Linked DNA regions of Homo sapiens: region 2 is linked to region 1. The links are chromatin contacts, found by Hi-C or POLR2A ChIA-PET in ENCODE. All regions are on one chromosome and are shown on one strand. Each heading gives the region's core, a stretch centred on a gene start or an enhancer-like site at or near the end of the contact. The rest is flanking DNA. Distances are from core to core; before and after follow the strand shown.

What was found. A loop is a pair of places that touch in the nucleus more often than their neighbours do. ChIA-PET counts read pairs that join two places held with the same protein, here RNA polymerase II (POLR2A). Pooled maps may share reads with other maps.
Region 2: a loop to region 1 is called in a map of HepG2, with 2.4 times the contacts of the local background. The contact joins two enhancer-like sites. A Hi-C loop is called at or near these places in 2 of 168 maps with a recorded cell type or tissue (both HepG2) and 3 of 50 pooled maps. POLR2A ChIA-PET finds 5 or more read pairs at or near these places in 3 of 52 experiments (GM12878, Panc1 and activated CD4-positive, alpha-beta T cell).

What each region holds. Positions count from the first base shown.
Region 1 is chr20:53,578,304-53,582,014 of GRCh38, reverse strand. It overlaps ZNF217 (zinc finger protein 217), which reads left to right. Exons shown (of 6, transcript NM_006526.3): 2 at 1-554; 3 at 3,565-3,681. Among named protein-coding and RNA genes, the nearest start is that of ZNF217, 14 kb to the left of the region's middle. RefSeq lists an enhancer at 1-175. Within about 2 kb of position 2,099, at least 26 of the 41 ENCODE cell types and tissues checked have a DNase peak (open chromatin) inside an H3K27ac peak, as active enhancers do.
Region 2 is chr20:54,106,174-54,109,884 of GRCh38, reverse strand. No RefSeq gene overlaps it. Among named protein-coding and RNA genes, the nearest start is that of BCAS1, 37 kb to the right of the region's middle. Within about 2 kb of position 2,069, at least 2 of the 41 ENCODE cell types and tissues checked have a DNase peak (open chromatin) inside an H3K27ac peak, as active enhancers do.

The DNA of each region.
Region 1 (3,711 bases), core at 850-3,349:
GAGACCAAAATCTCACCCTGAAACGGGGAAGAAGCCTGTCAGATGCATCCCTCAGCTCGATCCGTTCACCACCTTCCAGGCTTGGCAGCTGGCTACCAAAGGAAAAGTTGCCATTTGCCAAGAAGTGAAGGAATCGGGGCAAGAAGGGAGCACCGACAACGACGATTCGAGTTCCGAGAAGGAGCTTGGAGAAACAAATAAGGGCAGTTGTGCAGGCCTCTCGCAAGAGAAAGAGAAGTGCAAACACTCCCACGGCGAAGCGCCCTCCGTGGACGCGGATCCCAAGTTACCCAGTAGCAAGGAGAAGCCCACTCACTGCTCCGAGTGCGGCAAAGCTTTCAGAACCTACCACCAGCTGGTCTTGCACTCCAGGGTCCACAAGAAGGACCGGAGGGCCGGCGCGGAGTCGCCCACCATGTCTGTGGACGGGAGGCAGCCGGGGACGTGTTCTCCTGACCTCGCCGCCCCTCTGGATGAAAATGGAGCCGTGGATCGAGGGGAAGGTGGTTCTGAAGACGGATCTGAGGATGGGCTTCCCGAAGGAATCCATCTGGGTAAGCTGCCCTGTCTCCGTCCCGTGCTGTTCCGCCTGTGTCTGTCTGTCTCCCCGTCTCCCCCTCTCTATTCCCATCTCCAGACAACGCTGGCCAGGAATGGGGTTTGGAGAGCCAGAGTCAAGTCCAGGCTCTTTTTGGTATCACTCTGTGTAAGTCATTTAACCTCTCAGGGCCTTAATTTTCTCATTTCTGTAATAACAGGGTTGAGTTAAGAGGTCTCCTTGTTCTGAAAATATATATATATTTTTTAAACGTGTATCGTTTTGCTCACAAAACACACTTTAAAAAAAAAATAACTTGTGCATCCAGCCCAAATGCACTGCTTCTTAACTGGGGCGATTTTGTTCCCAATCAGTATCTGGCAATGTCTGGAGGCATTTTGGTTGTCATACTGTGTGTGTGGGTGTGCCTGCTGGCATCCAGTGGGCAGAGGCCAGGGACACTGCTCAGCATGGTACAGTGCACAGGACAGCCCCATCATCAAAGAATTATCTGGTCCCAAATGTCAATAGTTTGAGCATTGAGAGACCCTAGCCTTCACTTAAGTTTTTCTGGCGTTCCTGATCTTTTTCTGTAGTGAATTTCTAGTGGCCATAAAAGGTACTGGGAGTGATGATCAACTAGAGCCAGGAATATTATTTGGGCAGCCGTTTGGTGCTGTCCAAAACCTTGTCCTTTCTGTCTGGCAAGCTAGTATCCATTTATAGGTACCTCAGGAACCCAAATGATTTGTCATAAAATACAAGGAATGTGAGCACACTGAAGACATTTTTAAGAAGGCTCATTTGCTCAGCAGAATTTTCAGTGTACTAGTGGCATTTATAGAAAGAGAAGGTGATCACTGAAGGCATGCTCACATAATATTCCTGAGCCCTGGTGGGCGTTATCTAGGGCAAAGGATTCCACCTGTGTTTGGAGTTGCGCCCATCCTCACTGTAGCCAGAGCTTCTCCTATCAGAGTTTAGTATTTTGTTTGAATAGAGGATCTTGCTGCTTAAAACAGTTGAAAAGACCCTGATGGGCAGGCCGTAATTGACAAGCGAATGATGGGAACATGAATCGGTCTTAGGGAAGCATCTGTCAAAGTGGTCCTCGGTTAAAACAAGTGCCTCCTCCTCTCAGTGTCACTTGATTGTGTGCTTGAATTCTTCGGAAAACTGGGTGTATGAGACCCACGATGAATTTGCCCACACGATTGATTGGACTCTTCCTTCACCTGCTCTTCAGCCAGTGCCAGTTCCTTTTCTGATCATGTGATTGACGTGAGAACTGTAGTCTGTATATCAAATCTTTAGAATGTTTTTGAGTTTCCTGGGACACAGGAAACCCAGCACTTAGCATACTACAAATCTAATGTCTTAATGGCATCATAAAAAGAGGCTTTAAACACAGACTCCAGTTAGCTAAGTGGTTTCTGCTAGTGCCGGTACTGTTGCAGGGGCCCTGTGAGATGCCCCAGTTCCCTGAAAGAAATGAAAAGGCCAGTTACCGGTAGGTGGTGTGGAAAACATGGGCTAGATCATCAGGCAGGACAGAATGCCTGGCTGTGGGTGGGAGCACCCCAGCTTGGCGTTGAGTTCTGGTTCTACCACTGCGTTGTTTTGTGACCAATTATGAGTTGCTTAACCTTTCTTTGCTACTATTTCCCTGTTTGCAAAATGGTTCATTGACCCCTGTCTTCCACCTCCCAAGGACAATTTCAACAGCCTATTTGTAAAAAGATCACAGTCCTTTAAAAAATATAACTGTAAAGTCAGAGGTGATGCTTGAAAGAGCAGGAACCAGGTAGATGTGGAAATGTCATGTCCTTTGTTCTAAAGAAAAGGCATTTCATAGCTTTTTGGATATGACGCAACATACCATAAATCCTGACACATAGTTGGGAGTCGGAAATTGCAACAACGCCCAGTTATAAACCCAGCTAGTTTGGGTATGATTGTAAGAAAAAAAAGCTGGCCATTCTGTATTTGGGGAATTGATTTTCCTAAACTTATATTATCTTAGTAGTCTAGATTTATCATATTGTACTATCATCCTGGCTTTTTTAAGACTTAAGAAGATCAAGTAAATTTTTTTTTCTTTCTTTAGACACTATATAGATCATCAAGGGTGTCTGTCTTACAGGTGGATAGTGATATGATCTACAGTGAGGGGACATTTATTTAAAACTTAAACATTCATGTGTTTTGGGGGTGGTATTTTAACGGCAGCACCTCTGATTGTCTTTTGGAGGGCTGGTGTGTGTTTGAAGTTCTGTCCTCCTTCCAGTGGACTCTAACTTCTCCTGATGCACGTGAGACACATTGTCCTATTGTCCTGCAGAAACTAAAGCCAAACACTGTCATTTGGGGACAGGTTTTCATTTGTCAGATCTCTTTCGCCCACATGAGTGTTTGTGGACAATACAGCCTGCTTTCCAAAACTTTGCTAAATTTTGACAGACTTTCCTAGGTGCTTGCCCAATGCCAGACTTTCTTTTCTGTTGAAGATTAAGTTGTGCTTGCTGCCCTCTAGTGGTCAGTTGTTTAATCCTAACCTTAAACGGCTTATTTTTCCCCTGGTGGTTGGGAAGTTGACGGTTTGTAATTGGCTCATTTTTCTAAATTATTCTGAAGAAGATAATTTTTCCCGCCAGTATGTATGTCCACCTTCAGTTTGCCAGATCCTGCCTGCTCAGAGACACTGAGAACCGGAAGCTGCCCGGGCAATTCAGTCTATGAAATGATCTTTCTTGTGATTAAGGCAAACGAAGAACTGAATGTTTAATAGTGTACTCTGCTGTACCCAGAAAAAAACAAAACAAAATCATGTTATAACACTCTAAAACTTCAAACAACCTCCAACAGCATTTGGTGTGTGTCTAGCCGTTTTGTTCTAACCCGATGTTATATAAAAGAATTTTTTCATGCTTTCCAAAAATGTTTATGTCAAGAATATTTAAGTCAGCATGCCTTATTCAGGTACTTCAGCTACCTTCTTATATAAATATTTTTGTTTTTCCTTTAAGATAAAAATGATGATGGAGGAAAAATAAAACATCTTACATCTTCAAGAGAGTGTAGTTATTGTGGAAAGTTTTTCCGTTCAAATTATTACCTCAATATTCATCTCAGAACGCATACAGGTAAAGAACTTTTATTTTTTTAACCATGCA
Region 2 (3,711 bases), core at 820-3,319, 530 kb before region 1:
AGCATTTATTAATTAATTTATTAATTAAGCTGGGAATATTATTGCTCAGAGGAGTAACTTGCATCAAGTTGTAGAACTGGAAAGAGCCCAAATTGAACTCACATCTCTCAGACACCAAAGCCCATGGGCTGATGACTACGGTTCACTCTTGAAGTGGGAAATAGAATTCCCTGAAGAGGGGGCTCCCCATCCAGCTTCTCACCTCGTCAGACCAACTGGCCCAAGAACAAAGATGAGAAATGCCTCTGACCACACAGTTAGTCTCAGATAATTCTAGAAAGCTATCACCACCATGGCTCCAGTACCCCATGGTGCTTTCTCAATTCCTCATATGAAACAAAATAAATAAGCTAAAAAGGAAAAAGGCTGTGTGTGTGTGTGTGTGTGTGTGTGTGTGTGTGTGTGTGTGAACACATGCATGTGTTTAAAACAAATAAACCCAGAAGTGGATGACTGGACCATATGGTAATTCCAGTTTTACTTTTTCCAGAAACTTCCATACTATTTTTCATAGAAGCTGCACACCATTTTGCATTCCCACCAACAGCACACAAGTGGTTTTTTTTTTCTTTTATAAAGGCTATCCTAACAGGTGTGAGGTGGATACCTCATGGCTTTTATTTGAATTTCCCTGATGATTAGTGATGAATATCTTTCCACATACCTGTTGGCTATTTGTATGTCTTCTTTGGAGAAATATTTATTAAAGTATTAGCTCGTCTCTTAATCAGGTAATTCTTTTTTGGTATTAAGTTGTAGAAGTTATATATTTGGAAATTAACTCTTATTGGATATGTAATTTGCAAATATTTTCTCCCATTCTGTAGGTTGCCTTTCACTCTATTATTGTTTCCTTTGATGTGCAGAAGATTTTTAGTTTGATGTAGTCCCACTTGTCTAATTTTGCTTCATAATAAGATCCAGCAATCCCACTTATGAGTATTTATCCAAAAGAATTCAATTCAGGATCTTGAAGAGGTATGTGCACTACTGTGTTCATAGCAATGTTATTCACAATTGCCAAGATGTGGAAACAACCTAAATATCCATCAAAGGGTAAATGGATAAAGTAAATGTGATATATATACATATATATATATATATATATTCCATTGTATGTGTGTACATGTATAATTATATTCCATAGACATGCACACACATACAACGGAATATAATTCAGCCTTTAAAAAGAAGGAAATCCTGAAATATGTGATAACATGAATAAACCTTGAAAACATTACATCAAGTGAAACAAGCCAGTCACAGAAGGACAAACACTGCATGTTTCCACTTATAAGAGCTAGCTAAACAGTCAAACTCATAAAAATGAAGAATAAAATGTAGGTTAACAGGGTTTGGAAGGAGGAGGAAATGGGAGTTGCTAATCAACAAATATAAAATTTCAGTTATGCAAGATAAGTAAGTCCTAGAGACCCATGTACAACATTGTGCCATAGATAACAACATTCTACTGTACACTTACAAGTCTGTTAAGAGGGTAGATCTCATATTACATGTTCTTATCAAAATAAAATAGAATAAAATAAAATAAACCAACACAACACAAACCATCTATGAGGAAGGATTGTTTTATGTCTCCACCTGGCTTTTTTGGAATGTAAGTTCTGTAAGGAATGCAAAAGCCCTTCCTGTCGAGCCATTTCATTGTTTAATTGTCATGGTTAGACATTTCATGGTGTGCTGAATTGGGAACTTTTAAGACATTATATACAACATTACATACTTCAGATTTAATGCATCTATTTCATGACATGCTTTGTGTTATTCACATATACACACACACGCATGGAGTCACCCTGCTGGATTTGTACCCGTTGACACTGATCTCATCTATGAACTGGATGCCTCACCCACCCTCCTGGTCTGCCTTGGTTGAAGTCACACTTTAACCGGAAGGTCACAAACTCCCCAGCCTCTCTGAACCTTTCCTCAATAGGTCAGTCATAATTCTGCAGGCACCGGATTTCCTCTTTAAGCCCTACCTATGCTGTTGATTACTTGAGCAAGCAGCAGAAACACTGATAAACAGCAGGGAAGGATGCCGTTTGTTCTCACCAACTGTCTCACCTCCTGGCCCTTCTGAACCCTCTGTGGGCCAAGGAGTGTGAATGAGTTGGCCATCAGGAGAGCTCGTGGAGTTTACACAGACTAAGTGGAAGCCTTATTAAATAATTAACTCAACTTGGGCCCCAGCTTGCACTGTATGACCTCTCATCTGAACCCAGCAGAAAACAAGGTCTAACACTGAGAACTGGAATCCCTAAGTCCAAGACCTCTTACAGAAAGTTTGTAGCACAAAAAATTGCTGTCCCCTCAAAACGTACACCTAGACATAAGGTGCTAAGTCTGTTGAAACTATGAAACAGATGAAGACAAAAAGAGGAGAGAAGGCAAAACAAGTAATAAAATGGGATTTTTTTACAATTATGAAACATTTCAAGCATACAAAAAAGCAGCCACCATCCAGCTTTGTCAAATCTTGGCATTGGTCATTCATGCCCCAACACGTTCATAAAAATCACATCCCAGATGCAGTTGAATTGCACTGCCTTCTTTTCAGCAAACCCATCTTTGTTCCTCCTTATCCAGAAACAACAGCCATTCTGAATTCAAGAATTTGGTATTCACTATTTCAAGCTTGTATGATATTTTTGCAATATATGAATATGTTCATGATCAGTTTTATGATACTGTTTGCAGATTTTATTCTGCATATATTTTCCTGTAATTTCCTTTTAATTCAATATTTTACTTTTATGATATTACCTTGCCAGTACTTAGAGCTCTAATTCATTTGTTTTATCTAGTTGCTGAACCTTCAGTTGGTTTCCATTTTTTACTATCTCAAATCCTTCTGCCACCAACATTCCTGCCCAAGTCTCCTTGTATACATGTGTGAGTCCCTCCAGGATATTAATTACTAGGTCACAGGCATGCACAGCCTCCTCCTTACTAGATCTTGCCAAATTATTCCCTCTCCATGGTTTTTGCAACTTCAAATGCCCACCAGTACTCTATGAGAGTTCCTACTCTGGTACAATTCAATATGATTTTATTCCAAATTTTTGGTTCACATGACGCTCTTAATGAACAGCTTTATTTCATTGGAAAAAGAATGAAAGCTATAGGTATTAACTTATGACTACATAATCTACACACTTTAAAAAGGCATAACAGTGAATTAATAGCTTAAGATTTATACCTATCCCATATACACACAATTATATTTATATTTTATATTAAAAGCATTATCTCTGAGATAGAATAACAGCTTCCTAACATACATGTCAATATAGTAATAATAACCATAATTTTAAAATAATAGCTAGCAGATTTTGAGTATTGACTGTGCAGGCAACACTGCATTCCATAAATATAATAGCTTGTTTAATCCTCACAACGACCTCGTCATTTAGAAACTATTATCATTGTTATTATTATTCATTATTATTCCAGTTTAGTAGAAGAGCTAACAAACCTTAAAGCAAATAAGCCAGTTGGCCAGAGCCACATGGCCAGGAACTGATGAAGACGGGATTTGGACCACTCTCCTCTAAGCTGTGTAACTTCAGAAAATCTGCTTTGTCTGCCCGTTTCCTTGCCTGGCTAATGGAGAAAATAGGACCTGTCTCTCAGGGATGAAACTGAGGCTATAATGCAAGAAGAGCAGTTAGAATAGCAACAGCACAT